2 separate regions of the Homo sapiens genome follow, and region 1 is linked to region 2. A link is an interaction called in ENCODE POLR2A ChIA-PET data of the cell type or tissue named here. Cell type or tissue: PC-3. All regions are shown on one strand. Links, peaks and the distances in the headings refer to the core of each region. The heading gives the core; the rest is flanking DNA. Region 1 holds the start of RRP7A (ribosomal RNA processing 7 homolog A). Region 2 overlaps MRTFA (myocardin related transcription factor A).

Region 1 (15,211 bases), core at 7,089-15,088, 1.9 Mb before region 2:
GAAACAGTTTGTGCTTTCAGTCTCTTGCCTCAGCACCTGGACAGTCCTCCACTCACACCTCAGCCTCTCAAAGTGCTGGGATTACAGACATGAGCCACCGCACCTGGCGTCCCCCATCTCTTCTTATAAGGGCACTCATCCCATCATGGCATCAGGGGGCCCTATCCCCATGACCTCATCTAACCCTAGTTACCTCCCAAAGATCTCACCTCCTAATACCATACCTAACTGGGGGTTAGGGTTTCAACAGATGAATTTTGGGGGGACACATATACTCGATTCATAACAGCCAAGAACCACCAGAAGCTAGAAGAGGTGAGGAAGGATCCCTTTCTTGATGTGACACCTTCATTTTAGACTTCTGGCCTCTGGAACTGTGAGAGAATAAAGTCTGTTGTTTTAAGCCACCCAGTTCATGGTCATTTTACTTTAGCTGTGGTAGAAAGCCCAGGAAAAAGTCTCCAGAGTGAGCTGGGGGACACACCTGCCCCTCACACCCTTGGCCATGGTCACCCAAGGGTCTCCTTTCCTCCTCATTCCTCCTCCTTCTTCCACCAGGGGCACGGGCACCATCCAAGTGCAGTCTCTGCAGGCGGGGGAGACTCCTGCACGGACTTCCTGCAGAGTCAATTCTGTAGTAGACACCAGTCGGGTGTCCTCTGCTTCCACTCAGTCCCAACACTGTCTACCTGGAGATGTCCTCAGGTCCCGCAGGTTGAGGACTTCGTCCCACAAGACCTGAGCCACACTCCCAAAACTGATCCCAAGCCCAGGTTATTTTGAGTCTCTCCTTCTCCTTCTTCTCCTTCTCCTCCTTCTCCTTCTCCTTCTCCTCCTCCTCCTCCTCCTCCTCCTTCCTCTTCTTCTTCTTCTTTCTTCTTCCAGGGTCTCACTGTGTTGCCCAGGCTGGAGTGCAATGGTGTGATCTTGGCTCACTGCAGCCTCCACCTCCCAGGTTCAAGCGAATCTTCTGCCTCAGCCTCTCCAGTAGCTGGGACTACAGACATGCACCACCATGCCCCACCAATTTTTGTATTTTTAGTAGAGATGGTGTTTCACCATGTTGGCCAGGCTGGTCTTGAACTCCTGACCTCAAGGGATCCATCCACCTCAGCCTCCCAAAGTGCTGGGATTACAGGAGTGAGCCACCGTGCCTAGCCTATTTTGTGTTTGCTTCTGACCAACCAGCCGTAAATTGGGGTTCCCACAGCCCTCTCTTTGGGTTCAATTCACTTGCTAGAGAGGCTCAGAACTCAGGGGAACACTTACTCAGGTTTACCATGTAGGGGTGAAGGGAAAACTTCCCCTTCGCCCTCTGAAGGTTCACGGAAAATCAACTCTCAAAAGGCAGATGAATAGGAGAAAGGGATGCGCATTTATTTGATTATAGTTTTACCTGTCACAGGAGACTTCGGAATGAAGACCCAAAGATACAGGGGAAATTGTCCATTTTCATGCTGAGGTTCAACACAGTATGGGCAGCTGTGGAGACATAGGATTGGACAAAAATGATCTGATCTAATGCTAGCAGATGGAGTGGGGAACCCAGCAGGGCCTGTCTGGCTAGATTCCTCCTGGCCTCTCTGAGCTGAGTTCCTTCCTTCTGAGTGTGGGGAGGACAGTCTCTGGAATGCGGGTCTTATTATTTTTTGAGACAGTCTTGCTCTGTGGCCCAGACTGGAGTGCAGTGGCGTGATCTCGGCTCATTGCAACCTCCGCCTCCCGGGTTCAAGCGATTCTCCTGCCTCAGCCTCCTGAGTAGCTGGGATTACAGGTGCATGCCACCACGCCTGGCTAATTTTTGTGGTTTTAGTAGAGATGGGGTTTCATCATGTTGGCCTGGCTGGTCTTGAACTCCTGACCTCAGGTCTACCCACCTAAGCCTCCCAAAGTGTTGGGATTACAGGCGTGAGCCACGGCGCCTGGCCTGGAATGGGGGTCTTATGGTCTACAGTCAAACAAAGTAGGCCAGAGAATTTCTTTATGGCCAGTTTTTGCACAGATAGGGCAGAGGGGAAGTTAGAGTCATATTTTAGGTTGTATGGCTGGTTTGGGGGAAAGGGGTTCTGGTTTCTATGACTCACCCTGAGGAAGAGAGATTCTAGTTTCTATGGCCAGCCTCAGGGCAGAATGAGGGGCCACAGACAGGAGGGCAAGAGAAGGTCAGAGAAACTCCTTCGCATGGATGACACAGACCCCCATCTCCAGGCCTGAAAGCACCAGGACTAGGAGGAAAAGCAGCCCCCACTCAAGAAGGTGGCAGCGGGGCACAGATGAGAACAATGCTGCAAAATTTGTGTCTACCCTTGGAGCAGACCAGACCAGATACAGAGTTTCAGCTGACGGGAGCCGGTCCCTGGCTGGTGCTACCCTCCTCCCCACCCTGGCCTGGAGTCCTGCAGCATGCCCCAGAAACAGTGCCAGCAGCCAGGCCGGAGGAAGTGGTGCCCAGCCGTGCAGACACGGCTGGCTGGAGGGAGCCCTGGACATTATGACTGTCATGGGGCCTTCGTCCACTAAAAAAAAAAAAAAAAAAAAGTAAAAATTGTATATTATGCCTGCATGGCTAAAAAGATGAAAATAACCAGGCTGGGCTGCTTATAAATCAGTTACATGTTTTTTTCTGGTTTTAATAGAAATTAAGACGTTTTTGTGGGCCCACAGTGCCCCTCAGGCACAGTGCCTGCTGAGCCGAATGTGGATGTGGGCTCTGCCTCTGGGGTTAGTGTCAGGAAACTCCTGCTTCTTCCCTTGCAGGATCAGCAAGGGGTCACTCTGGCTTTCCTCATGGCAAAGAAACTTCCCATGGGCACCTGCACACACCCCAGGCCTCCTCCCTGCCAAGGCAGGGATTCCTGTGCCACCTGCTGGGGAGGGCAGCCCAGCAAATGAGCCAGCTGCATGGGTGGGAGTTGGTGACTGTTCTTCGTTTTCTGCAATGGTTCATTTTTTGTGTCAACCTGTTGGAGCCATGAGGTGCCCAGTATTTGGTTCAACATGATTCTGGGTCTGTCTGTGAAGGTGTTTCCAGAAGAGATAAGCATTTGCATCAGTAGACTGAGTAAAACAGATGGCCCTCCCCAGTGTGGATGCGCCTTGTCCAATCCATTGAAAGCCTGATGGGAACAAAAGACAGAGTGTGGTGACGCATGCCAGTAGTCCCGACCACGCAGGAGGCTGAGGCAGGAGGATCGCTTGAACCCAGGAGTTGCAGACCAGCCTGGGCAACGTGGCGAGACCTCATCTCTACAAAAACATAAAAAAAAAAAAAATTGAGACGTGGCACACTTGTAGTCCCAGCTACTCAGGAGGCTGAGGCAAGAGGATCATTTGAGCCTGGGATATCGAGGCTACAGTGAGCCACGTTCACACCACTGCACTCTAGCCTGGACTACAGGGCAAAAGTCTGTCTCTTAAAAAAAAAAAAAAAAGGCCCGGTGTGGTGGCTCACTCCTGTAATCCCAGCACTTTGGGAGGCCAAGGCGGGTGGATCACCTGAGGTCAGGAGTTCAAGACCAGCCTGGCCAACATGGTGAAACCACGTCTCTACTAAAAATACAAAAATTAGCCGGGCATGGTGGCAGGCATCTGTAATTCCAGCTACTCAGGAGGCTGAGGCAGGGAGAATTGCTTGAACCCGGGAGGCGGAGGTTGCAGTGAGCCCATATTGCACCACTGCACTCCAGCGGTATACTCTGGGTGCCATCACTTAGCTCCTCGGACCTCCTCAGTATCCTAATCACCCTCAGCAGATGGCCTGGAGATTGGCTTCTTAGTTTTAAATTCTAGGACCATCTACAAGCTTGCTTTTGGTAAGTCACTACAGACAAATACCAGTTAAAGCACTCAGGAAGATTCAAGCTCCAGTGAAATACTATGCATTGCCTAAAGCATATTCCTGGGTGAAAGAGCAAGACTCCTTCTCAAAAAAAAAGAAAAGAAAAGAAAAAGAAAAAGTAAGATAGAATTCACTCCATCTGCCTGACTGTGAGCTGAGCTGGGATACTGGTCTTCTCCTGCCTTTGAACTTGGACTTGGACTGCAATGACACTGTCGGCTCTCCTGGTTTTCTTTTGCTTGCTGACTGTAGATCCTGGGACTTCTCAGCCTGAGCTCAGCCAGGGCTGCATTTAGGCAGAAGTAGGGCTCAGGGTAATTAGATGGGGCAGATGGGGCTCCTCATCTATTTTGGGGCAAGTCAAGCTAAGACACCTCCTTGAGAATGGCTCTGCAGAGAACTGCCTGACCCCAGGCAGTAAGAGGTGAAGCTGCCACGCCTTCTCCTAATTCAGGAGCAGAGTCTTTGCCTTTAGAAATTCCCTCTGCTGGGCCGGGCGCGGTGGCTCACGCCTGTAATCCCAGCACTTTGGGAGGCTGAGGCGGGTGGATCACGAGGTCAGGAGATCGAGACCATCTTGGCTAACATGGTGAAAACCCGTCGCTACTAAAAATACAAAAATAAATTAGCCGGGGGTGATGGTGGGGGCCTGTAGTCCCAGCTACTCAGGAGGCTGAGGCAGGAGAATGGCATGAACCTGGGAGGCGGATCTTGCAGTGAGCCAAGATCGCACCACTGCACCCCAGCCTGGCTGACAGAACAAAATCTTGTCTCAAAAAAAAAAAAAAGAAATTCCCTCTGCAGTTATGTTAAGGGTGGGATGGAAGTAAGTATAAACTTCCATGCAAAGCAAACAAATAGGATATAATAAGGATTTGGGGCTGGGCTGAGTGGCTCAAACCTGTAATATTAGCACTTTAGGAAGCCAAGGTAGGAGGATTGGTTGAGCCTGGAAGTTTGAGACTAGCCTGGGCAACACAGTGAGACCCCATCTCTTAAAAAAAGAAAGAAGACTTTTTAAAAGTGTTACTAGGCCATTACTGTTGATTCCCCATTATTCGGGATTCGATCATCCAGTCTGAGGATCACTGAAGCCTTTTCTAGGCTGTTTTGATTCATCTTTTGTGTGTGTGTGTGTGTGTGTGTGTGTGTCTGTGTGAGACAGAGTCTCGCTCTGTTGCCCAGGCTGGAGTATGGTGGCGTGATCTCAGGCCACTGTAACCTCCGCCTCCTGAGTTCAAGAGATTCTCCTGCCCCAGACTCTTGAGTAGCTAGGATTATAGGTGCGCGCCACCACGCCTAGCTACTTTTTATATTTTTAGTAGAGACAGGGTTTCACCATGTTGGCCAGGATGGTCTCGATCTCTCGACCTCGTGATCTGCCCGCCTCGGCCTCCCAAAATGCTGGGATTACGGGTGTGAGCCACCATGCCTGGCCTTGACTCATCTTTTCATTCTTTCACTAATCTTGGCATTTCCTAATATTAATGAAAATAAAAGGAAATGAGAGTGAAACAACAGGTTTACTTTCCTCTATTAGCTTCTGAGGGAAAAGGAACGGACAAGAGCAGGTTGGGCGACCAGCTGGCATTTGCCCCTCTGTCAGGTGACCTCGACATCCCCGCATTGCAGAAAGGACCCTGAGAGCTGACCTTACCTGTGTGCGTCTCCCCAACGAAAACTCTTAGCAAGTCTGACTTACAGACCACTAGAAACCCGATCGGGACCCAGAAACCCCACTCCCAGGTATTCACCCAAGAGAAGTGAAAACTTCCATTCATACAAACACCTGTGCGTGAATGTTACAGCAGCTTATTCATAATCGTCGAAACCTGGAAATCGCCCACATCCTTTACTTGGTGAATAGATAAATAGACCACACTCCATCCAGACAGTGGAACATTTCTCAGCAATGAAAAGGAACCATACAACAATGTGGGTGAACCTCAAATCACGATGCTCAGTGAAAGAACCTGGACTCGCACGATTCCACTTTCAGGACTCGCTGGAAAAGCAACGGGAGAACAGAGCAGTGGTTGCCAGCGGCAGCACGGGAGTTCTGGGAGTGACGGGATGTTCCCTATCTTGACTGTGGTCATGGTGATAGGACTCTATGCATTTGAACTATATACCAAAAGAAGTGAATTTTACTGTGTGGACATTTGAAAGTATTTTTTAACCATTAAAAAAGAAAAATTGAGGCTGGGCACAGTGGCTTATGCCTGTAATACCAGCACTTTGGGAGGCCGAGGCGGGCGGATCACAAGGTCAAGAGATCGAGACCATCATGGCCAACATGGTGAAACCCTGTCTCTACTAAAAATACAAAAAGTAGCCGGGCGTGGTGGCGGGTGCCTGTAGTCCCAGCTACTCAGGAGGCTGAGGCAGGAGAATGGTGTGAACCCGGGAGGCGGAGCTTGCAGTGAGCCGAGATCACACCATTGCACTCCAGCCTGGGTGACAGAGTGAGACTCCATCTCAAAAAAAAAAAAAAGTGACTTCAATTTTTCCTTCTCCTCCTCTTGGCTTGTAAAAGGGTTACCCCTGCGTGGCTTCAGAGTGTTTAAAATCGCTTACCTCCTCTTGAGGAGGTTTAACATTCTTTCCTTTTTTGAGACAGAGTCTTGTTCTGTCACCCAGGCTGGAGTGCAATGGCTTAATCTCGGCCCACTGCCACCTCCACCTCCCGGGTTCAAGGGATTCTCTTGCCTCAGCCTCCCAAGTAGCTGGGATTACAGGTGTGCATCACCACACTCAGCCAATTTTTGTATTTTTGGTAGAGACGGGGTTTCATCATGTTGCCCAGTCTGGTCTCAAACTCCTGGACTGAAACGATCCACCCACCTCAGCCTCCCAAAGTGCTGAGATTACAAGTGTGAGCCACTGCGCCAGGCCTCAATATTCTTTCTAATAAGCTCACTTGGGTTCTTATTCAGTGTATTCCTTTTCCCAGGCTGCTGTAACAAAATAATATAAACTGGGTGGCTTAAGACAACAGAAATTGATTTCTGGAGGTGAGAAGTCCAACACCAAGGTGTCGGCAGGGCTGTGCTCCCTCTGAAGGTTCTAGGGAAGAATCCTCCCTCACTTCCTCCGGCGTCCAGTGGCCACAGGCATCCCTTGGCTTATAGCCTCACCACTGCCATCTCTGCCTCCATCTTCCTATGGCCCTCTTTCCTGTGTGTGTCTCCTAGGCATCTTATAAGGACACCAGCCATTGGACAAAGAGCCCACCCTAAATCCAAGATGATTTTATCTTGAGTTGAAAGGACCTGATTACATTTGCAAAGACCCTGTTTCCATATTCAGGTCACATTCACAGGAATGGAAGAGTGGTGGGGGAAGGGAGAGGTTAATACTTGAACATGGCTGGGCGCGGTGGCTCACGCCTGTAATCCTAGCACTTTGGGAGGCTGAGGCGGGCAGATCACGAGGTCAGGAGATCGAGACCATCCTGGCTAACACGTGAAACCCCCGTCTCTACTAAAAATACAAAAATTAGGCCGGGCGCGGTGGCTCACGCCTGTAATTCCAGCACTTTGGGAGGCCAAGGCAGGTGGATCACGAGGTCAGGAGATCGAGATCATCCTGGCTAACATGGTGAAACCCCGTCTCTACTAAAAATACAAAAAATTAGCCAGGCGTGGTGGTGGGCGCCTGTAGTCCCAGCTACTCAGGAGGCTGAGGCAGGAGAATTGCGTGAACCCGGGAGGCGGAGCTCTCAGTGAGCCGAGATCGCGCCACTGCACTTCAGCCTGGGCAACAGAGCAAGACTCCATCTCAAAAAAAAAAAAAAAAATACAAAAATTAGCCAGGCGTGGTGGCGCACGCCTGTAGTCCCAGCTACTCGGGAGGCTGAGGCAGGAGAATCACTTGAACCCGGGAGGTGGAGGCTGCAGCAAGCCAAGATCGCCCACTGCACACCAGCCCGGGAGACAGTGTGAGACTTCATCTCAAAAAAAACATACTTCAACATGTCTCTTGGGGAGCACAATTCAACCTCTATATTCGGTAAGACTCTCTTAGACAGGGCAGGGCAACCTGGCCCTGCACTCCTTGGCCATCCTCTGCTGTCACCCCCAGACCTCAGGCACGGCGGCCCCTCGCTCTCCCCCGTCTTTTCTCTCCGGGCCTCTGAAGTCACCAGTTCTCCATGCCCAGCCGTGGCCTGTGGGAGGGAGCTGGGGGGGTGAGCTGGAGCTGCCACTTAGCGGCAGAGTCGCAAACTCACCGTTCCTAATGAAGCCCGTCGCTTCTCCCTCCTCCTCCTCCCAGCAAGCAGGAAAAAAAAAAAAAGTTGACTACTGAGACCACATGCTAGGAAATCCATGGGTGGGTGCTCTAGTTGACAAGTCCCACTTGAGCCCAGCCATATTCGGCCATTCTTGCACTGCTATGAAGAAATACCTGAGACTGGGGAATTTATAAAGCCAAGACGTTGAATTGGTTCTGCAGGCTGTACGGGAAGCATGGCTGCATCTGCTTCTGGGGAGGCCTCAGGGAGCTTTGACTCATGGTGGAAGGCGAAGTGTGAGGGGTCACTTCACATGGTGAAAGCCTGACCAACAAAGTGGGGGGTGAAGCAGCCACCCATTTTTAAACAAACAGATCTCGCGAGAACTCGCGATCGCAAAGACGCAAAGACGGCGCCAAGCCATGAGGCCCCCATGATCCAAACACTTCCCACCAGGCCCCACCTCTAGCACTGGGGATTACAATTTAACATGCGATTTGGGCGGAGACAAATACTCAAACTCTATCACCAGCCATCCCTGCTGAGATGCCGGACTCATCTGCTGAGATGCTGCGATGTGAGTGAAGTGACTTGGAACCTTTAGTGCAGCCCATATGCCAGCTGAATACCATCAAATGCCCTCAGTCAGTGCCACAGGGAGAAACAAAATCTCCTAGCAGAGCATTGCCCAAATTCCTGACCCATGAAATACATGGGCAGTGGTAATTATAAAGAAAGTGGAGTTAATTGATCGAGTGGCATCAGTGGGCTGAAGGAAGAAAACAACAGGCCTCAGGACAGCCATTTATCAACTTATAGCCCAAGGTGAAAATCAGGAGGGGCTTCCAGAGACGTGTTTAAAGACAGGTCACATTGTGCTGATAAAGGCCTAGAACCTGATGAGAACTGTGGAGTTTGAATCAGGGCAGATGAACGGCTGTGCTAAGTGCTGTGCTCCAGTCAAGGAGCACAGAAGTGAAGGAGCGGACACTGTCACCTAGGGCAGGGAACGTCTGGATAGATGGGCTCAAGAGTCTTGAATTCTAGGCTGGGTGCAGTGGCTCACACCTGTAATCTCAGCACTTTGGGAGGCCGAGGTGGGCAGATCATCTGAGGTCAGGAGATCAAGACCAGCCTGGCCAACATGGTAAACCCTGTCTCTACTAAAAATACAAAAAAGTAGCTGGGTGTGGTGGCACATGCCTGTAATCCCAGCTACTTGGGAGGCTGAGGCAGGAGAATTGCTTGAACCCGGGAGGTGGAGGTTGCAGTAAGCTGAGATGGCAGCACTGCACTCCAGCCTGGGTGTCAGCAGAGTGAGACTCCGTCTCAAAAAAAAAAAAAAAAAAAAAAAAAAAAGGCTTATGCCTGTAATCCCAGCACTTTGGGAAGCCGAGGTGGGCGGATCACAAGGCCAAGAGATCGAGACTATCCTGGCCAATATGGCGAAGCTCTGTGTCTATCAAAAATAAGAAATTTAGCTGGTCATGGTGGTGCACACCTGTAATCCCAGCTACTCAGGAGGCTGATGCAGGAGAATTGCTTGAACCCAGGAGGCGGAGGTTGCAGTGAGCGGAGATCGCGCCACTGCACTCCAGCCTGGCGACACAGCGAGACTCCATCTCAAAAAAAAAAAAAAAAAAGTGATGTTGTGTGGCCAGTCCTGATATCCATCGAGATGGCTCCTTGAAGCGTGGAAGCAATACATGAGAGGGAGATAACAGAACGATGGTGGCAGGGCACTGAGAAGGAGCCAAAGGCCTCGGGGAGGGGGATGTGCAGGCACAGATTTATTATGCAACATCTGAGAAGCCAGATGACCGTATTTCTGGAGGGTTCACCAGAGACTGCTTTGACTAGTGGGGGGTCTAGGCATCAATGGGCAATCGGCATGGCCGTCCTCTGAGGCCAGGGTAGAAGAGGGCAAATAGGACTGGAGCCGGGCTCGGAAAGGTCAGCAGGAGATAGGATTCCAGAGAGCAGAGGTTCGGTTGATGTGACTGTCAGAACAGGAGCAAGGCCAGAGTGGCTGCCAGGGATCCTGGGCGCACAGGAGTCTCTGGTGAATGCTAGTAGACCACGGTATTCCCAGGGGCCACGGAAGCCCCAACACTGCTTGACTGCGCTAAGCAAAGAAAGATCAAAAACAAAAAACGAGCGAACAGGACAGTAATGGCAGCTGCTGATGGAAAATCCCAACCCCTCATCCAGTTTCCAGGCCTAAGCTAGGCCTCAGAACCAGAGGTCACTGACTGAAAGGGAGGCTGGGTCCCCTCCAGACCACAAATATTTGCAGTAGTAGGCTCCTAATCTTTCCCCAAAGGGGCCGACAGCATTTCCAAGAAGCAACTGTACACTGGGAAAAGAGAAATAGTAGATACATCAAGGGCTGGCGGGTACACAGTCTGAGAGGCCCTTTGGAGTCCAGAAAAGTGGAGTCCTTGGACTTCATTTCTCCCCTATCTACACTTGCTCCCTTGGCGATCACACCCTCTCATAACTTTCTTTTTTTTTCTCTTTCTTTTTTTTTTGAGACAGAGTCTCGCTCTGTTGCCCAGGCTGGATTGCAGTGGGGCGATCTTGGCTAACTGCAATCTCCGCCTCCTGGGTTCAAGCGATTCTCCTGCCTCAGCCTCCCGAGTAGCTGGAATTACAGGCATGCACTACCACGCCCGGCTACTTTTTGTACCTAGTAGACACGGGGTTTCACCATGTTGGCCAGGCTGGTCTGGAACTCCTGACCTCAAGTGATCCGCCCCCCTCGGCCTCCCAAATTGCTGGGATTACAGGCATGAATCACCGCACCCGGCTCCTCTCGTAACTGTCAATAACCTATCCATGGCCAGTCCCGTGTGTATTGCTCCAGGCCTGACATCTCTGATGTTCAGTCTGTTCAGTCTCATATCTAAGTGCCCACCTGACATGTCCCCTGAGTGGCCTAATGGGCATCTCACCACGGCTCACAGAGAACTGATCTACTCCATTTTCACCCCCAAGCAGGCCCCTCTCCTGCAGTCTTCCCATCTCAGTCAATGGCAACACCATCCTCTTAGTTGCTCAGACTGAAAACCTAGCAGCCATCCTGGATTTCTCTCACACTGCCTATTCAACGTGTGAATGCATGAGTGGAAAGCTGAGTTCGCACTCGTGACTGGCCGGGGTCAACTCTGACATTCGCTCCCACTTTCGCGCGCTGATTTATCTCTGAGCGGATGAAGGTTGGGCCATGGCGGGCGGGGCCGGGGAGGCGGGCTTGGAGTGAGGGGGCGGGGCAGGCGCCACGAAAACGCGCTCGCGCCGGCGCCGAACCGCAACTCCCGGCGGCCCCCGCGCTCCCGGGTGGCAAGATGGTGGCGCGCAGGAGGAAGTGCGCCGCGCGGGACCCGGAGGACCGTATCCCCAGCCCACTGGGCTACGCAGGTGAGGGGCTCCGGGACGCGAGACCGGGGGCGGTCAGGCATCGCCGGGAGGTGTTTGGGGGTTGGCGACGGCCGGGGGTCCCCAGGAGCGGCCGCACGGTTGGGTGTGAGCCCCGGTGGCCCGTGGCCCCAGGCTCCGCAGGTCTTGAGGCTCCGGGGTCCCGAGGACCCAGGCGGCGCCCTTCTGCCTGCTCACTCTCCCGGGGCGAGCCCAACTTGGTCCACGCTTCCCTTGGGTGAGCCCGCCTCTGTCCACACTCTCACCCAGGACAAACCCATTTCCGTCCACACCCGCTCGTCCAGGTGAGCCCATCCCCTTCTCATCGCCTCTGCTCCTAGTCCATCCCCCATCAGCTCTTACCTGGGCTGTTATAGGCCCTCCTACTCGGTTGCCCTCCTTCTCCTCTTGCCCCTGCTTCTGTTCTCCACCCACGTGCCAGAATGTTCTTTTAAGGACATTTAGATTCGATCATGTCTGCCGCGCCCACGATAGGCGCCACACCTACTGCATTCCCTCCAGTGGCTTTATCAGGTAGCTTCTAAAACAAAAACCAGACTTCTTAACCTGTGTGGGCCACGTGGTCTGGCTGGTGCCGACCTAAAGCTCTTTCTGTTCCTCTGAGGGAACATGCTTTTTCCCCCCTCTGGGTTTTTGCACGTGCTGTGCCGGTTTGTTGCACAGTGGCGTTCTGGCCTGAGCTTTAATGTTGCTTCCTCAAAGAGGCCATCCGTGATGGCCTATGGAAAGAAGACCTCTGCCACCCCATCACCCTGTAATGTTTCTTTCACAATTGATACAAGTTTGCTGTATGCTTGTTAATTGTCTTCTCCGTTATTGCAACTGAGCTTCCTGAGTTCAGGGACCGCAGCTCTACGCCAACCGGTACTGTGACGGAGGTGTGAGAAAAATAGAAGCAGTTCCTAGCTTTATGAGGATTACAGTCATGGGTGTGCCAGCGATTAACCAAAGAATCTCATCAATATAGCCTCCAGACTGTTAAGAGAAGCTGTGAAGGCACAGGCAGTGGGATCTGAGCTGGCAGGAGGGGCGGAGGTGATGCTAAGGCTCTCCTGAGGAAGCGAGGTTTGAGCTAAACCTGAGGTGAGCGGGAGGGAAGAGGGTGACACGCCAGGTAGAGAGGCCAGCATGTGTGAGGCCCTGGTGTACCCGGGGGAACAGAGAATCCAAGGTGCTGGGGGAAGATGGTACGAGAAGAGGTCACAGTGACAGGCAGGGTCTCACGGGGCTTCCAGCCATGGTTAGGATTTTGGCGTTGACTCCAAGAGCCGCAGGGTTCGAGCTTCCCTCTCATTGCGCCCCCATCTGTAATCATTGCCCATTTATCTTCTCTCTCCCTGCACCGCCTTGGGAGGCCCTCCTGGGCAGACTCTTAGAGCCCGCACAGGCTTTGCCAAAGAGTAGGGTAAGGGGGGTTGGTGAAGGGATGGATGGATCGATGAACAGATAGGACTAGACAGGGATGTGGAGAAAGGAAGTTGTGTGAGTGTCTCGCTGGCCTCAGCTCAGGGTAGCCTGGCCATCCCTCCCCTCCCATTTCCTTTCCAGCTATTCCAATCAAGTTCTCTGAAAAGCAACAGGCTTCTCACTACCTCTATGTGAGAGCACACGGCGTTCGACAAGGCACCAAGTCCACCTGGCCTCAGAAGAGGACTCTTTTTGTCCTCAATGTGCCCCCATACTGCACAGAGGTGAGCTAGTGTCTGTCTGGGAGGAGACCTGTGGGCTCAAGGTGGGGGCTCCCATGGCCTCCACCAAGTCCTTGGTGGTGAGACGGACACAGCTAATGGGAGCCCCAGAGGAGAGTGTCAGGAGGGCTACCGTGATCTCCAGTCAGGAAACTGGCTTTTTAAAGATGTCTTTAAAAGTATAATCCTGCCAGGCACGGTGGCTCATGCCTGTAATCCCAGCACTTTGGGAGGCTGAGGCGGGCGGATCACCTGAAGGGAGGAGTTCCAGACCAGCCTAGCCAACATGGTGAAATCCCGTCTCTACTAAAAAATAAAAAATGAGCCAGGCATGATGGCATGTGTGGGTAGTCCTGGCTACTAGGGAAGCTGAGGCATGAGAATCCCTTGAACCCGGGAGGTGTAGGTTGCAGTGAGCCAAGATCGCGCCACTGCACTCCAGCCTGGGCAACAGAGTGAGACTCTGACTCAAAAAAAAGAGAAAAAAGTACAATCCTAAGTAGCCCAAGGCATTTTTACATATTACCCAAAGTTGTCTGAATTACGTGTTTTCTTCCAGATTGTACATGTCCATAATTTAAAAGTAGGAAAGTATAAGAAAATAAAAAGTGCCTCTAATTCTATCCAAACACAACTGTTAATTTTTTTTTTTTTTTTTTTTTTTTACAAAAACTAAGCTAAGGGAATTGCTGGATTTATTTATTTATTTATTTATTTAATTTATTTATTTATTTTGAGACAGAGTCTCCCTCTGTTGCTCAGGCTGGAGCACAGCGTTCACAACTCACTGCAACCTCCGCTTCCCGGGTTCAAGTGATTCTCCTGCCGCAGCCTCCCAAGCAGCTGGAATTACAGGCGCCCACCACCATGCCCGGCTCATTTTTGTATTGTTAGTATAGACAAGGTTTCACCATGTTGGCCAGGCTGGTCTCGAACTGCTGACCTGAAGTAATCCGCCCCCTTCAGCCTCCCAACGTGCTGGGATTACATGCGTGAGCCACCGCCCCTGGCCAAGGGAATTGCTGGATTTGTTTTCAAAAAAGAAACCCTAATTTGTAAAAGATTCCTCTAAACTTAGAGAAAAAAAGAAGCATGTAGAAGAGGGGGTGTGAGTTCTGACCTTTTTTGAAGTGCAGCATGTGTGCCTGGAAGGGCCCCAGTGGCAAGTGTCCAGCTCGCTGCATCCCAGAGACAGAACATAGCTGTGTAGTCAGCGCCCAGGTGGAGACACAGCAGCACATCCCAGAACCCCCGCTGCCTCCACCACAGACAACCACCATCCCAACTGTCATAGCATAGGGTCACTACTGCTGATTCAGGTAGTAAAACTTGTCATAGGAAATCAGAATAACAGCAAGAATGTCCCCACCTGTCTCCAGTGAGAGAGCAGGAATATGCCGGGCACAGTGGCTCACGCCTGTAATCCCAGCATTTTGGGAGGCCGAGGCGGGCGGATCACCTGAGGTCAGGAGTTCAAGACCAGCCTGGCCAACGTGGCAGAACCCTGTCTCTTCTCAAAATACAAAAATTAGCCACGTGTGGTGGTGGTGGGCGCTTGTAATCCCAGCTGCTCGGGAGACTGAGGCATGAGAATCACTTGCAACCCGAAGGTGGAGGTTGCAGGACTCCAGCCTGGGCTACAGAGCAATACTCCAACTCAAAAAAAAAAAAGAGCAGGAATATCAACCTCCATATTGTCCCTGGGGAACAGGTCGGAGGCCATGGTGCCCACAGTCTCCCGGCTTGGGCAGATGTGGCTGTGGCTGAGTCCTTCAGCGGCGCTGGACCCCTGGCAGCGCCACCCATGGTGCAGGGAGGCTTTGGGATGGCCCTGCGGATGCTCACACTTGGCTTCCCTCTCCCTGCGGCAGGAGAGCCTGTCCCGCCTCCTGTCCACCTGTGGCCTCGTCCAGTCTGTAGAGTTGCAGGAGAAGCCGGACCTGGCTGAGAGCCCAAAGGAGTCAAGGTCGAAGTTTTTTCATCCCAAGCCAGTTCCGGTGAGCCGCCAAGCCC
Region 2 (16,528 bases), core at 3,368-11,367:
CTCCCCACTCATTCTTATTGATATGCATTTAGAAATCATTCTCTGTGTAAATGAGAGCTTGTAATGAGTAATTTGGCTAGTTCATTTTGAGATCTGGAGTGTGTCCTCTGTTACTGAATTTCTAGATAGGTAGGCTATTTACAGGTCTTTGTCCTCTAAAATTATGAGTGGAAATTATGGGTGATTCTGGTTTTTGAAAATAATTGTTCTTGTATTAAAATTTAAAGCATAATGGGCATAATTCAAACAAAGTTCTGAACTTCATAATATGACAGAGTAAAATATCCAGTGAGGTAACATGTCCATGTCAAGTTTTAGGGCACAGCAGATCTGGGTACTGACAGTTACCAGGTATGTGACTGTAGGCTTACTCCTTAACCTTCCTGTGATTCAGCTTCTTCATCTGTAAACTAGAGTTAATAATCCTTACAACATGAGGTCGTTATAAGGATTATGAAGAAATGTAAAGAGGGAAGTAATAGGGGCATCTACTTTATAGTAGACATTGTGCTACCTTATTAATCCTCATATGAACTCTGAAATAAGTGGTAGTAGCAGCATTTTGCAGATGAGCAAAGAGAAGCTTCTAGAGGAACTTCTAGATAACAGGATTTTTGTTGTTGTTTTGCTTTTTTGTTTTTTTTAGACAGAGTCTTGCTTTGTCTTCCAGACATGAGTGTAGTGGCAGGGTCATAGCTCACTGTGTCCTCAAACTCCTGTAACCTCAAACTGCTGAAGCAGTTCTCCTGCATAACTAGGACTATAGGCGTGTGCCATCATGCCCGGCTAAATTTTTTTGTGCAGGCGGGGTGTCACAGTGTTCCCCAGGCTGATCTTGAACTCTTGCCCTCACGCTTTGACCTCCTAAACTGTTGAGATGACAGGCATGAGCCGCTGTGCCTGGCCAGGATTTGAATCCAGATCTGTTTTTGAATTAAATAATTCTGGCTTCCTACCATGATGTATATGAAGTTCCTAACTTTGCCTCTAGTAAATGTCTTTTCGTGTTCAGTGTCTTTTGCATAGTTAGCGAAAATGTCAGTTATAGTGAGAACTCTTTGTAGTAGTAATCAAGATGTTATAGCTCAGAAAATATTCTGTGCGGTATTCATTATATGTATCTGGTTGCCATTCCTGAGGTGGAAAACTATAATAGTAACCTCACATCTTAAGTTGCTCAATTAATACTTGCCAAATAAGGGCCAGGCATTATGGCTTACACCTGTAATCCCAGCACTTTGGGAGGACAAGGTGGGAGGATCACTTGAGCCCAGGAGTTCAAGACCAGCCTGGGCAACATGACAAGACCGTGTGTCTACAAGAAGTAAAAAAAGTAGCTCAGCATGGTGACATGCACTTGTAGTGCATGAGCCCGGGAGATCGAGGCTGCAGTGAGCTGTGTTTGTGCCACTGCACTCCAGCCTGGGCAACAGAGTGAGACTGTCTCAGAAACAAAAAAATTACCAAATAAAGGCATACTGTAATATCCACATTTTTAGAATTTTTTTTTTTGTCAGTGTTTCAGTATCTTTTAAATTGTAAATGGGGTAAGTGATCCAGGGTCTCTTGATTGTGGTTAATTTGTACATATTTTCTCTACCACAAAATTTACAGGAACTTGGAAAGTTGTCCTTTCCTAATATTTTAGAATGCACTGTGTTGAATTTTGGTGTTAGAGTGGTGTTATCATGGTTGAAACTTTGGCTTTAGTTAGTGTGTGTGTGTGTGTGTGTGTGTGTGTGTGTGTTTGAGACAGGGTCTCATTCTGATACACAGGCTGGATCGCAGTGGCACGATCGTAGCTCACTGTAACCTTGAACCCCTGGCCTCAAGCAGTTCTCCCGCCTTGAACTCTCAAAGTGTTGGGACTACAGGCATGAGCCACTATGCCTGGCCCTGGCTTTGTGTTTCGTATTTAGTTATATGATGGATATATTTAAAGTAGTCTTTTTGAGTTTGCCATATATATGTGTATATATTGTCTTTCCTTTAAAATGTAGAGCAAGAGAAATTTAGAAATTAAAAGTAAGGGTTGGCTGGGCGTGGTGGCTCACGCCTGTAATTCCAGTACTTTGGGAGGATTGCTTGAGCTTAGAGGTTCAAGACCAGCCTAGATAACATGGCAAAACCCCGTCTCTACAAAAAATACAAAAAATAACCGGGCGCGGCGCTGTGCACCGATAATCCCAGCTACTCTGGAAACTTGAGGCGTGGGAGAGAATTGCTTGAGCTTGGGAGGTGAAGGTTGCAGTGAGCTGTAGTTGCGCCACTGCACTCCAGCCTGGGTGACAGAGCCAGACCTCATCTCAAAAAAAACGAGTAAATCTTAGGACAGGCATGGTAGCCCATGCCTGTAATCCCAGCACTTTGGGAGGCCAAGGTGGGTGGATCACCTGAGGTCAGCAGTTCGAGACCAGTCTGCCAAGATGGCGAAACCCCATCTCTACTAAAAATACAAAAAAATCAGCCGGGTGTGGTGGTGGGGGTCTGTAATTCCAGCTACTTGGGAGGCTGAGGCAAGAGAATTGCTTGAACCGGGGAGGTGGAGGTTGCAGTGAGTTGAGATCATGCCACTGCACTCCACCCTGGGGGACAGAGTGAGACACTTTCAAAAAAAAAAGTAAGGGTTATTTTCTTTTTTGTCCATTGTTTATGTGATCATCTTTATGAGAAGAAATCACTTGAACTAAAGCTTCTATGCAAGAGCCTTTCACTCTTTAAATTTGCACTCCAGGTTCATGCTCTAAGGTTGTGGCATTGAAGGGAAAGAGGTTGTGGGTTTTTATTCTATTTTATTTACTTATTCTGTGTTATTTATTTATTTTCATTTATGAGACGGAGTCTTCTTGCTCTGTTGCCCAGGCTGGAGTGTAGTGGCACAATCTTGGCTCACTGCAATCTCTGCCTCCGGGGTTCAAGCGATTCTTGTGCCTCAGACTCCCAAGTAGCTGGGAATTACAAGCGCCTGCCACCATGCCCGACTAATTTTTGTGTTTTTAGTAGAGATAGGGTTTCACCATATTGGCCAGGCTGGTCTCAAACTCCTGACCTCAAGTGATCTGCCTGCCTCAGCCTCCCAAAGTTATGGATTACAGGCGTGAGCCACCCTGCCAGGCCTTATTTATTTATTTATTTATTTATTTATTTATTTATTTATTTATTTAGAGAGAGGGCCTTGCTATGTTGCCTGGGCTGGTTGTGAACTTCTGGCCTCAAGCAGTCTACCTGCCTTGGCTTCCCAAAGTGTTGGGATTACAGGTTTGAGCCAACACACCCCTCCTATTTTTATTTTTTTTTTAGGGACAGGTGTCTCACTCTGTTGCCTAGGCTGATCTTGATCTCCTGGGCTCAAGTGATCCTCCCATCTTGGCCTCTTAAAATGTTGGGATTACAGGCATGAGCCACTGAGCCTTTTATTCTATTTTATAGATTCATTGAACTATTTAACATTATCTTGTTGATACTTCCTTTCCGTTCAGATGTTTTTTTGGGGGGTTAGGAGTCCTGGAATGGGAACAGGGAACCAAGAACATAATGTATCATATGCTAGTCATTTGAGATAAATTTAAAGATTTCTTTTACCCAGTAGAAGTTCATAGGATGTTATGGTTCATTTGTGTGATATCTGTCATGAGTCTTTATATACCCTGAGTCAGTGGATTAATCATTTTCCTAGATCAGACACTCTGTAGCATGAATGACCCTTTTTAAAAAGTTAATGTTTTGACCTTTACCTGAAAGCTGATTCTTAAAGTGTATCTGGCAGGATCAATATATATGGAAACCAGGCATGACTTATACAATTTGGACAAGCTAATCATGACATTTTATTTTCAACATGTCTAATAGCCTGTTGGCTTCCCAAATAACGCTGAGTTAATTATAGTGTAACCTTTTATTCTATTTGGAGAGTGTCAAGGGATTTTTTGAATGCCTTCCAAAATTCACTTTCATGAGGTGAGCTTAGAAAGCTTAGAAAACGCTTTCTAGAGCAGGGATTCTCAAAACTTTACCTTCATGATCCACCCTGCCTCTTCTGGGTACTTATTTGGTTTCCCTACTGTTTAGAGATAGTAGTGATGGGGTTGAATGCACCTGTTTTTAATCCTGGCTCTATTGCTCACTAGCTCAGTGATCTTAGACAACAAGGGAATTAATCTTTTTTAATCTTTTTTTTTTTTTTTTTTTGAGTTGGAGTCTCGCTCTGTTGCCCAGGCTGGAGTGCAGTGGCGCGATCTCGGCTCCCTGCAACCTCTGCCTCCTGGGTTCAGGTGATTCTCCTGCCTCAGCCTCCTGAGAAGCCGGGATTACAGGCGTGCCCCACCATGCACGGCTAATTTTTAAAAATTTTTAGTAGAGACGGAGTTTCACTGTGTTGGCCAGGCTTATCTTGAATTCCTGACCTCAAGTAATCTACCCACCTCGGCCTCCCAAAGTGCTGGGATTACAGGTGTTAGCCACTGTGCCTGGACAATCTTTTTAAATTTTTAAATTGAAATAATTTTATTTTGACACAGGATCTTCCTCCATTTCTCAGGCTGGAGTTCAGTGGTTTGAACATGGCTCACTACAGCCTTTATGTCCTGGGCTCAGGTGATCTTCCTGCTTCAGCCTCCTGAGTAGCTGGTACCGGAGGCATGTGCCACCACACCTAGCTAATAATTTTAAGGTTTTTTGTAGAGATGGAGTCTCTTTGTGTTGCCCATTGTGGTTCAAGAGATCCTCTCGCCTCATCCTCTCAAAAGTGGTGGGATTACAGACGTGAACCACCATGCTTGGTGAATCTTTTTGAAGCTGTATGTACTTATAAGATAGTTGTGAGAGGTAAATTCAGTTACCTGAATGTAAAGCATTTAACCCAAAATAGGTATTTAATACATGTTAATTTTCATAGTACTCAAAAATTATCCTTTGTAGCACTAACCACAGTTACAATTAAATATGTAATTTTAAAATGTTTTTCTTATAAGCTTTGTGATGCCAGGGAGCATATCTGTCTTTTCTCTGCCCTATTCTCAGCATCCAGAATAGTGCCAGGCGTGAAGTATAGTAGATGCTCAATAAATATTTGTCAAATGAATGAACACCCCTTTCCTGATTCTGTCCTCCCTTGGCTTAAAGGACAGTATCGGGGTTGGGGGAGGGGGGAGGGATAGCATTGGGAGATATACCTAATGCTAGATGACGAGTTAGTGGGTGCAGTGCACCAGCATGGCACATGTATACATATGTAACTAACCTGCACAATGTGCACATGTACCCTAAAACTTAAGTATAATAATAATAAAAAAAAAAGACAGTATCCTGAACATTTTGGCCTGCTTTGAGAATCAATCACCGTGTTACATAACTTTGGTCTATTAAAGATTGGAGCTGGGTAAAGGGGAGGGCAATGAATAGAGGAATAACAATGAAAGAGAACAGAATGGTATTCAAAGTAAATTATAAGAACATAGTACTCTGGACTTTCTAACTCTCTCTAATCTGGTATCCAGTCCCCAATTCTACCAAAACAGTTTTCATTGTGATCACAGCTGGCTTACATGTTGCTGAACATGTTGAGTTTCCCTTAGTTTAGTAAAATGATAACTCTTCTAGTTACTCAGGAAAGAATCTTGGAGTCATCTTCTCTTTCTCACTTTATAGAATCCAGTTCATCAGCAAATACTGTTAGCTCTGTCTTCAAGATATATCCATAATCTGATCACTTCTTAATCATCTCCACCATAATCACCCTCTTCCAAGCCATCTCTATTAGTTTAGTTTCCTGTGACTGCTGTAAGAAATTACTACATACTTGGTGCCTTACAACAACAGATATTCATTCTCTTATAGTTCTGGAGGTCATACATTTGAATCAGTCTTACTGAGCCAAATTCAGGATGTCAGAAGGGCTGTATTCCTTCCAGAGGCTTTAGGGGAGAGTCTGGTCTTTACCTCTTCCACCTTCTGGTGGCTACTGGCTTTCCTTGGCTTGTGGCAGCGTCACTTCAATCTTCAAGGTCAGCATCTTTAAATCTCTCTGCACATCTCTTTCTCCTGCACTGTTTTTGTCATATCTCTGCCTCCCTCTTCTCTTGTAAGGACATATGATTGGACTTAGAGCCCACCTGGATAATTCTTTTTTTTTTTGAGATGGGAGTCTCGCTCTGTCACCCAGGCTGGAGTGTAGTGGCACCATCTCGGCTCACTGCAACCTCTGCCTCCCAGGTTTAAGTGATTCTCCTGCCTCAGCCTCCCGAGTAGCTGGGATTACAGGAGGCCACCATCATACCTGGCTAATTTTTATACTTTTTAGTAGAGGCGGGGTTTCACCATCTTGGCCGGGCTGGTCTTGAACTCCTGACCTCGTGATCTACCTGCCTCAGCCTCCCAAAGTGCTGGGATTACAGGCGTGAGCCACCGCGCCCGGCCCCAAAATTCTTAATTTAATCATGCCTGCAAAGACTCCTAGCCCTTTTTGCTGTAAAAGGTAACATTCACAGATTCCCGGTATTAGGCTATGGATATCTTTTGGGCCATTTTTCAGCCTATCATAGTCTCTTCTCTGCTCGTCTGTTCCACAGGCAAAATACACCCATCTCATTCCAACATCCCCAAAAGTCTCAACCCATTGCAACATCAACTCAAGCCCGAGATCTCTTCTGTCACCAACTCTGAAGTTTAAAGTCTCATTATCTAAATCATCTGTTATCTGTTCCCAAAATACACTGGTCAGACATGTATAGTGTAACAGTTATAGATAATTCCGGTTTCAGAAGGGAGAAAATGCAAGGAATAAATGGGTTACTGGTACTAAGTAATTTCAAAATCCAGCAGGGAAAATTTTTATTATGTTTCAAAGCCTGTGAGTAATTTTCTTTTACTCGAGACTCTGCCCTCTGAGTCTCTGGCTCTAGCTTCTGCTTTCATAGTTATCCTTCCTTTTTCTTGAAGAGAAGCATATATTTGCAACTGAGTAGAGTTTTTGCCCACGGTGTTTAAAAATTGTGTTAAAATTTACCATCGTAACCATTTTTAAGTGTACTGTCCAGTGGTGTTAAGTACATTCATATTGTGAAACCATCACCGCCGTTCATCTCCAGAACTCTTTTTATCTTGCAAAACTGAAGCTCTATACCCATTAAACAATGACTCCCTGTTCTCCTCTCCCCAGCCCCTGTGAACCACCATTCCCTTTTCTGTCTCTATGGTTTTGATTACTCTTAAGTACTTCATACAAGTGGAACCATACAATATTTGTCTTTTGTGACTAGCTTATGTCACTTAGTATAATGTCCTCAAGAGTCATCCATGTTGTAGCATGTATCAGAATTTTCTTTCTTTTTACGGCTGAAAGAGTAAAGAGTATTTTTATTAGCCTGATTGCTGCATGTAGAATTTTGGTAGTCCAACATCTTTCAGTCTTCTTCTTCTTTTTTTTTTTTTTTTAAAGACAGAGTCTCGCTCTGTCACCCAGGCTGGAGTGCAGTGACACAATCATGGCTCAATGCAGCCTCCATCTCCTGGGGCTCAAGCAATTCTCCTGCCTCAGCCTCCTGAGTAGCTGGGGCTACAGGCATGCACCACCAGACTTGGCTCATTTTTTGTATTTTTTGTAGGGATGGTCTCATTTTGTTGCCCAGGCTGGTCTTGAACTCCTGGGCTCAAGCTATCCTCCTGCTTTGGCCTCTCAAAGTGCTGGGATTACAGACGTGAGCTACCACATCCAGCCAACAGCCTTCCTTTATTTCATTCTTTATTTGTCCTTTCAGTCCAAGTTGACAGTGTTTCTGCTGATATAACATTGTTAGAAACCTTGTGGGTCTCCTATGTATATTTTGGGGGTTCTTGTCATTAGACAAGAGGGTTCTCTATAGAGCTTTTCTGGATAATCCCATCTCCATTCCTACCTTCTGCTTATGGTTGGCTGAAGGAATTCATGAGTCACACTCCTGATCCCTTCAGCATGACTAAGAGGTTGTCCTGCAACATGCTTGACTTTCTCTCCACAGCATGCTTTTCTTAACAGTGAATTTCCTAATTTTAACATATTTTGTTGGCTGGGTGCAGTGGCTCATACCTGTAATCCCAGCACTTTGGGAAGCCAAGCCAGGTGGATCACCTGAGGTCAGGAGTTCAAAACCACCCTGGCCAATATGGTGAAACCCTGTCTCTACTAAAAATACAAAAAAAAAAAAAAAAAAAAAAGACTGCATGTTGTGGCTCACGCCTGTAATCCCAGCACTTTGGGAGGTTGAGACGGGTGTATCACCTGAGGTCGGGAGTTCGAGACCAGCCTGACCAACATAGAGAAACCCCATCTCTACTAAAAATACAAAATTAGCCAGGCGTGGTAATGCATGCCTGTAATCCCAGCTACTCGGGAGGCTGAGTAGGAGAATCACTTGAACCTAGGAGGTGGAGGTTGTGGTGAGCTGAGATCGCACCATTGCACTCCAGCATGGACAACAAGAGCAAAACTCTGTCTCAAAAAAAAAAAAAAAAAATTAGCTGGGTGTGGTGGTATGCGTCTGTAGTCCCAGCTACTCAGGAGGCTGAGGTGGGAGAATTGCTTGAACCTGGGAGACGGAGGCTGCATTGAGCCAAGATCACGCCACTGCACTCCAGCCTGGGAGACAGTGAGACTCTGTCTCCAAAAATAAATAAATCTTTTGTGATCCAGGTAAGCTGAGAATTTCCCAAATCATCAAGTACTGATTTCTTTTTTTTTTTTTTTTTTTTGAGACGGAGTTTCGCTCTGTTGCCCAGGCTGGAGTGCAGTGGTGTGATCTCGGCTCACTGCAAGCTCCACCTCCCAGGTTTGCACCATTCTTCTGCCTCAGCCTCCTGAATAGCTGGGACTACAGGCTCCTGCCACCACGCCCAGCTAATTTTTTTGTACTTTTAGTAGAGACGGGGTTTCACTGTGTTAGCCAGGATGGTCTCGATCTCCTGACCTCGTGATCCGCCCGTCTCGGCCTCCCAAAGTGCTGGGGTTACAGGTGTGAGCCACCGCACCCGGCCAATTTCTTTTTGTTTAACATTTCTCCTATTAATTTTTCCTCTTATGTTTTACTGCAAATAACAAGAAGAAACCAGGCTGTACCTTCAGTATGTTGCTTGGGAATCTAAATTTCCAAATTCCTTGCTTAAAAATTCTGCTTTCCATACAACTGTTGGACACAATTTAGCTAACCTTTCTGCTACTGTAAAACGAGGATCGTCTTTCTGTTAGTTTCCAATAACGTGTTCCTCATTTCCTTCTGAGTGCTTGTCAAGAGTACCTTTAACATTCATATTTTTACCAACATTCTGTTTATAAAAGTATATGTACTCTATACAACAACACAGATTTTCTCTACTTTAGTTTTCACTTCCTGTGAGCCACCACACTCAGCCCTTAAAGCCTTTCAGTGGATTGAATCAGGCCCATCCAGATTATCTAGGACAGCCTCCTTTATTTAAAGCCAAGTGATTATGAATGTTAGTTACATCTACAAAATACTTTCACAGCAACACTTCAGATTAATGTTTGGTTGAATAATTGGGGACTGTAGCTTAGTCAAGCTGACACATAAAACTGACCATCACACCATCATTATTATTTCTTGCCTGGATTATTGATATATATATATATATTTTTAATTATTATTATTTTTATTTTTATTTTTGAGAAGGAGTCTTGCTGTGTCACCCAGGCTGGAGTGCAGTGGCGCAGTCTTGGCTCACTGAAACCTCTGCCTCCTGAGTTCGAGATTCTCCCACCCCAGCCACCTAAATAGCTGGGATTACAGGCGTGAGCCACCACACCCAGCTAATTTTTGTATTTTTAGTAGAGACTGGTTTCGCTGTGTTAGCCAGGCTGGTCTTGAATTCCTGACCTCAAGTGATCTGCCTGCCTTGGCTTCCCAAAGTGCTGGAATTAAAGGCGTGAGCCACCATGCCCGGCCTGCAATATCTTCTTTTGAAGTGCATTCTCTGCTTCTGCCCTTGATTTCTTATTATCTGTTCTCCAGTTATTAATAGTAGCTAAAGTCTGTTTCAAGATCTGCCACTCCTCCCTTTGCTTACTCTGTGGCAACCCCATTGGTTTCCCTGCTTTTCCTGCATCTGCCAGGTCTTTGTGCTTGCTGTTCCCTCTACCCGAAATACTCTCTCCCTTCGCATGGTTTACTTCCTCACTTTTTTCAGATGTTTGCTCAGATGTCTCCTTATCAGAGAGGTTACCATATATAAAAAAGTGGCCAGGCCTGGTGGCTCATGCCTGTAATCCCAGCACTTTGGGAGGCCGAGGCGAGTGGGTCACGAGGTCAGGAGATTGAGACCACCCTGGCTAACACGGTGAAACCCCATCTCTACTAAAAAAAAAAAAAAAAAAAAATACAAAAAATTAGCCAGGCGTGGTGGCGGGCACCTGTAGTCCCAGCTACTCGGGAGGCTGAGGCAGGAGAATGGCGTGAACCCAGGAGGTGGAGCTTGCAGTGAGCCGAGATTGTGCCAGTGTGCTCCAGCCTGGGCAACAGAGCGAGACTCCGTCTCAAAAAAAAAAAACAAAAAACAACCTTACTCCTCAATCCCTGGCATTCCCTACTCCCCTTATCCTGCTTCACTTTTCTCCAGAAGACTTATTACCACTTGACATTCATCTGTTTGTTGTCCGTCTCTTCCCACTAGATGATCGTCTGTACAAGGGCAGGGACTTTGTCAATTTCTGTATCCTCAACACCAACAGTACTTGGCATGTAGTAGGTGTTAATAAGTACTTTTTGAATAAATGAATGAATGAATGAATTGAATTCTTATTTTACCTCTCAAGTGGCATTTGACATAGTTGATTTTTTGTAGGACATTATTCTCCTAATGGCTAGGCCATTCTTTCTTTCTTTTTTTTTCTTTTTTTTTTTTGAGACAGAGTCTTGCTCTGTCGCCCAGGCTGGAGTGCAGTGGTGAGATCTCGGCTCACTGCAAGCTCCGCCTCCCGGGTTCATGCCATTCTCCTGCCTCAGCCTCCCGAGTAGCTGGGACTACAGGCGCCCGCCACCACGCCTGGCTAATTTTTTGTATTTTTTAGTAGAAACGGGGTTTCACCGTGTTAGCCAGGATGGTCTCGATCTCCTGACCTTGTGATCCACCGGCCTCGGCCTCCCAAAGTGCTGGCATTACAGGCGTGAGCCACCGCGCCTGGCTAGGCCATTCTTTCTACCACACCTGCCATTTTTTGTCTCTTTTGCTAGCTCCTTTTCAATTTGGCCTCCGTTTGTGAGATTTTCTCAAGACTCAGCCTTAAATCCTTTTGTTTTCTCTCTCTGTAGGAGACCTCATCCAGTCCCATAGCTTTAAATAACATTTACATGACAATGATTCCCAAATGTGTATCTTCATCATTTTGCCTGTCTGCCTCCCTGCCCGCCCTCCCTCCCTCCCTCCCTCCCTCCCTCCCTCCCTCCTTCCCTCCTTCCCTCCTTCCCTCCTTCCTTCCTTCCTTCCTTCTCTCGTCTCTCTCTTTCTTTCGTCTTGCTTTTCTTTTCTGGGGTAGAGGCTCACTCTGTTATCCAAGCTGGAGTGCAGTGATGCCAGCTCAGGTCACTGCAACCTATGCCCCTGGAGCTCAAGCAATCCTCCCACCTTGGCCTCCCAAGTAGCTGGGGTTACAGGTGTGCACCACCATGCCCAGATAATTTTTGTATTTTTTTGTAGAATATTTTTTGTTTCACCATGTTGCCCAGGCTGGGCTCGAACTGCTGGGTTTAAGTGATCCGCCTGCTTCAGCCTTCCAAAAGTGCTGGGATTACAGACGTGAGCCACTGTGCTCAGCTACTCCATCTTTTTTGAATGTTAGTCACTTTCTATCTCCATTGGGATGGCTCACAGACATCTCAAATTTACATTCCAAAGTGAACTCTTAATCCTCATTTCCTACTGCTAAAGTTGCTCTGGCTCCAACGTTCCCCATTTCTGTAAATGGCACTTGTGTCTACCTTGTTAACATAAGTCAGAAACCTGAAGGGGAATCTTTGGCATCTCCCTTTTCCTCCTCACGTCCATTCCATTATCCATTTCTGTTGATAATCACTCCATAAATATTACCTCATTTGTCACCTTCTTATCTCTGCCACTAAAACTACTCTAGCTAGTCTAAGCCACCCTATTTCCAGTTAAACCAATTAAATAAATGCTTAATTGGTTTTCTTCCGTCCGTCATTCTCTCTAACTCCCTTCAGTCAATTCTCCACACTGAAGCCAGAGTTTTAAAATGCATATCTAATCATACCATGCTCTTTCCTCTTCCCTCAAGCCTTTTGCTCTCTGTAGGCTCCAAGCAGGTGCCTTAAATGAATGGTATTGGGTATATCATGGGTTTTAATAAAGAGTGGTAGGAACTGTGGCAAATTGAAGAGTACATGCTCTAAGGTATCCACTTGTTAGTTCTAGTATATTGTTGGCATGAAGGAGTGTAGACTTTGAATTGCTGATCTTCTGATTTCTTTTCAAAAAGAAGCCAGAAGTCTGGAATTTTTAAATTGTGAATTTTCTTTATTTTAAAATGTTGATGAACAATTTAAATTTTAAAAATGTGTATACTTAGGGATAAATCTGATAAAAATAATGAAATAATAAACTTAATGAAATAATTAAATGAAAATATTGGCCGGGTGCAGTGGCTCACGCCTGTAATCCCAGCACTTTGGGAGGCCGAGGCGGGCAGATCACTTGAGGTTAGGAGTTCAAGACCAGCCTGGCCCACGTGGCGAAACCCCATCTCTACTAAAAATACAACAATTAGCTGGGCATGGTGGTGGCCATCTGTAATTCCAGCTACTCGGGAGGCTGAGGCAGGAGAATCACTTGAACTGAGGAGACAGAGGTTGCAGTGAGCTGAGATTATGCCATTGTACTCCAGCCTGGGTGACAGAACCCTGTCTCAAAAGAGAAAAAAAAAAAAAAGAAAAGAAAATATAGGACCTTTTACACTGAAAATTATAAAACATTGCCAAGAGAAGTTAAAGAAGACCTAAATAAGTGGAGATATACCATCTGCATGATTTGAAAGACCCAATATTGTTAAGCTGTCCAGTCTTCCCCAAATAATCTAAAGATTGTGTCTTCCCCAAAATCTCAGCAGGACTTTTTGGGGAGAAATTGACTTTCTGAATCTAAAATTCACATGGAAATACAAGGGACCTATAATAGCCAAAACAATTTACAAGAGGAAGAACAAACAAAATTACTTGATTTCAAAACTTGTTATAAAGCAAGAGTAATCAAGACAATGCAGTATTTACCAGTCATTGGAACACCATAAAGAGTCCAGAAATAGATACATACATATATAGTCAATTGATTTTCAGCAATAGCGCAAACATAATTCAGAAGGGGAAAGTATAGTCTTTTTAACAGCTATTGCTGGAACAAGTGGATATTTGTATGTAAAGAAATGAACCTCAATCCCAGTCTCATATGATACATAAAAATTAATTTGAAATGGTTTGTAGACCTAAACATACAAACTAAAAGCATAAAACTTATAGGAGAAATCATGGGACTAAATCTTTGAGACCTTGACATAGGCAGATTTTTTTTTTTCTAGCACGTGTAAGGAGCACTCACCATAAAAGTAAAAATTGATAAATTGCACTTTATTAAAATTAAAGCCTTCTGTTCTTTAGAAGACACCATAAGAAACTAAAAAGGTAAGCCACAGACTTGGGAGGAAATATTTACACATGCTATATATATCCAGAATATGTTTTAAAAAACTTTAAAAATTTAATAATATGACAAATGGCCCAATTAAAAAATAAGTAGAAGACTTGAATGGACATTTCTTAGAAGAAAATATTTATGGGCCAGGCGCTGCAGCTCATGCCTGTAATCCCAGCACTTTGGGAGGCCGAGGCAGGCAGATCACCTGAGGTCGAGAGTTTGAGACCAGCCTGACCAACATGGAGAAACCTCGTCTCTACTAAAAATACAGAATCATTTGGGTGTGGTGGCTTATGCCAGTAATCCTAGCTACTTGGGAGGCTGAGGCAGGAGAATCCCTTGAACCCAGGATGCGTAGGTTGCAGTGAGCCGAGATCGCGCCATTGCACTCCAGTCTGGTAACGAGAGCGAAACTCCGTCTCAAAAGAAAAAGAAAAAATATTTATGAATGTCCAAAACATGTAAAAAGATACTCAACATAATTGCAAGGGAAATATAATATTTTTTTTTTTTTTTGGAGACAGGGTCTCACTTTGTCACCCAGGCTAGAGTGCTTTGGCGTGATCATAGTTAACTGCAACCTTGACCTCTGTGGCTCAAGTGATCCTCTCACCTTAGCCTCCCAAGTAGCTGGGACTACAGGTGGGTGCTACCATGCCTGGCTAACATAAAATTTTTTTATTTTTTTTTATTTTTTATTTATTTATTTATTTATTTATTTTTTTGAGACAGAGTTCTGCTCTTGTTGCCCAGGCTGGAGTACAATGGTGTGATCCCGGCTTACTGCAACCTCTGCCGCCTAGATTCTAGTGATTCTCCTGCCTCAGCCTCCCGAGTAGCTGGGATTACAGGCATGCGCCACCATGCCCGGCTAATTTTTTTGTATTTTTAGTAGAGACAGGGTTTCTCCATGTTGGTCAGGCTGGTCTCAAACTCCCAACCTCAGGTGATCCGCCCGCCTCGGCCTCCCAAAGTGCTGGGATTACAGGCATGAGCCACCACGCCCGGCTTATTTTTTTATTTTTTGAAACAGGGTCTCCATCACTCAGGCTGGAGTGCACACGATCCCGGCTCACTGCAACCTTTGCCTCGTGTGTTCAAGCAGTTCTCCCACTTCAGCCTCCAGAGTAGCTGGGACCATAGGTGTGCGCCACTACGCCTGGCTATTTTTTGGGTATTTTTTGGTAGAGATGGGGTTTCACCATGTCAGCCAGGCTGGAAAAATTTTTTTTTTTCTAGAGACAGGGTCTCTCTGTATTTCCCAGGGTGGTCTTGAATTCCTAGGCCCAAGCAATCCTTCTGTCTTAGTATCCCAAAGTGTTGGGATTACAGGCACGAGCCACCATACCTGGACAGAAATACAAATTAAAACCACAGTGAGACAGCATTTTATTCCCATTAGAATGGCTAAAGTTTAAAAAGATGGACAGTTCCAAGAATTGGTGAGAATGTAGAGCAGTAGTTCAGGCCTGTTGCTTGTAGGAGTGTGACATGGTACAGCCACTTTGGAAAGTTTGTCAGTTTCTTACAAGGTTAGATATATACTTATTCAATTTAGCAATACTACTCTTAGGTGTTTGTTACCCAAGAGAAATGAAAACATACAGTCAACAAAAAACCATGTGAATGTTCATAGCAGCTTTATTCACAATAGCTGGAAAAATTGGAAACAACCCAAATGCCATCAACAGGTGAATGGATAAACAAGTTGGATAAATAAACAATGGATTACTACTTAGAAAAAAGAAAGGAATGAATTATGGATACATGCAGCACTGTGAATGAATCTCAAAAACATGTTGAGTGAAAGAAAACAAAAGAGAACTTACTATATGATTTCATTTATAAGAAGTTCTACACTAGGCAAAACTAACCTGTAGTCATAGAAATTAGATCAGTGGTGATTAGATGCAGTAAGGGTGGAATATTGACTGCAAAGGATATGAAGAGTGATGGGAATGTCCTTGTTATTGTTGTTTTTGGGCCAGGGTCTTGCTCTGTCACCTAGGGTGGAGTGCAGTGGCATGATCATGGCTCACTGCAGGCTCGACCTCCTGTGCTCAAGTGATCCTCCCACCTTAGGCTCCTGAGTAGCTGGGCAGCCATGCACCACTATACCCAGCTAAGTTTTAAACATTGTTTTGTAGAGACAGAGCCTTACTATGTTGTCCGGGCTGGTATCAAACTCCTAGCCTCAAGTGATCCTCCTGCCTTGGGCTTCCAAAATGCTAGGATTACAGGTGTGAGTCACTGTGCCTGGCTTATGGAAATGTTTTTTTTTCTTGATTGAGATTGATGATTTATGAGAGTATACACTTATCAAAACTCACTGAAACTGTACACTCAAAATGTGTGCTTTTTATTGTATGCAAATTATACTTCAAAGTTGATTAAAAAGTACTCTCCAGGTCAATACTCTGTGGACTAAACAAAAAACGTTTGCGTGCCAAATTTGATTGAGGTAGCCAGTTCTTAACAGCTAATCTACACTGCCACACATGTGTGTACTGTAAGAGTGCCTGACTTGTAATAGGTCCTCACATTTCTGTTGAATGAATGAGTGGCTGAATAACGTACCTTCTTGCAGCCCCATTGCAGGAAGATAGTTCATCCTTCATTCTCTTGCCGTTTCCTAACTGCAGTCATTTTAGAGAGTTAATTTTTTTTGGTTTCTCCTGGAAGTGGTCTCTTGAGTATGCATGAGATCATTCATTCATTCAAATAGTTACTGAGTATCTACCATATGTATTTACATTGCCTAAATAAAGTACTTGCTCATTGTGAGGAATTACACAAATGTCAGTTGATTATATATGAAATTTACATTTGACTTATAAAAGCA

What was found. Peaks named below come from ENCODE experiments on the same cell type or tissue, not always from the same donor. Only the 100,000 strongest peaks of a DNase experiment are listed, where the experiment ranks them.
Region 1: POLR2A ChIA-PET joins it to region 2 with 10 read pairs; 2 of 35 experiments call an interaction of 5 or more read pairs at or near these places.

What each region holds. Positions count from the first base shown.
Region 1 is chr22:42,515,995-42,531,205 of GRCh38, reverse strand. It overlaps RRP7A (ribosomal RNA processing 7 homolog A), which reads left to right and starts at 11,410. Exons shown (of 7, transcript NM_015703.5): 1 at 11,410-11,492; 2 at 13,059-13,201; 3 at 15,070-15,195. The coding sequence starts at 11,420. It overlaps LOC124900479 (a long non-coding RNA gene), which reads right to left and starts at 12,790. Exons shown (of 3, transcript XR_007068117.1): 1 at 11,853-12,790; 2 at 1,397-1,482. RefSeq lists enhancers at 2,614-3,361, 10,209-10,503, 11,029-11,088 and silencers at 11,269-11,328, 11,349-11,518, 11,529-11,658. In PC-3, for the core only: no CTCF peak of the experiment used is centred there; no DNase peak of the experiment used is centred there; H3K4me3 peaks cover 1,770 bases.
Region 2 is chr22:40,612,086-40,628,613 of GRCh38, reverse strand. The region is part of intron 1 of MRTFA (myocardin related transcription factor A); the gene reads left to right. Among named protein-coding and RNA genes, the nearest start is that of MRTFA, 16 kb to the left of the region's middle. RefSeq lists a silencer at 6,495-6,789. In PC-3, for the core only: no CTCF peak of the experiment used is centred there; a DNase peak (open chromatin) is centred at 7,953.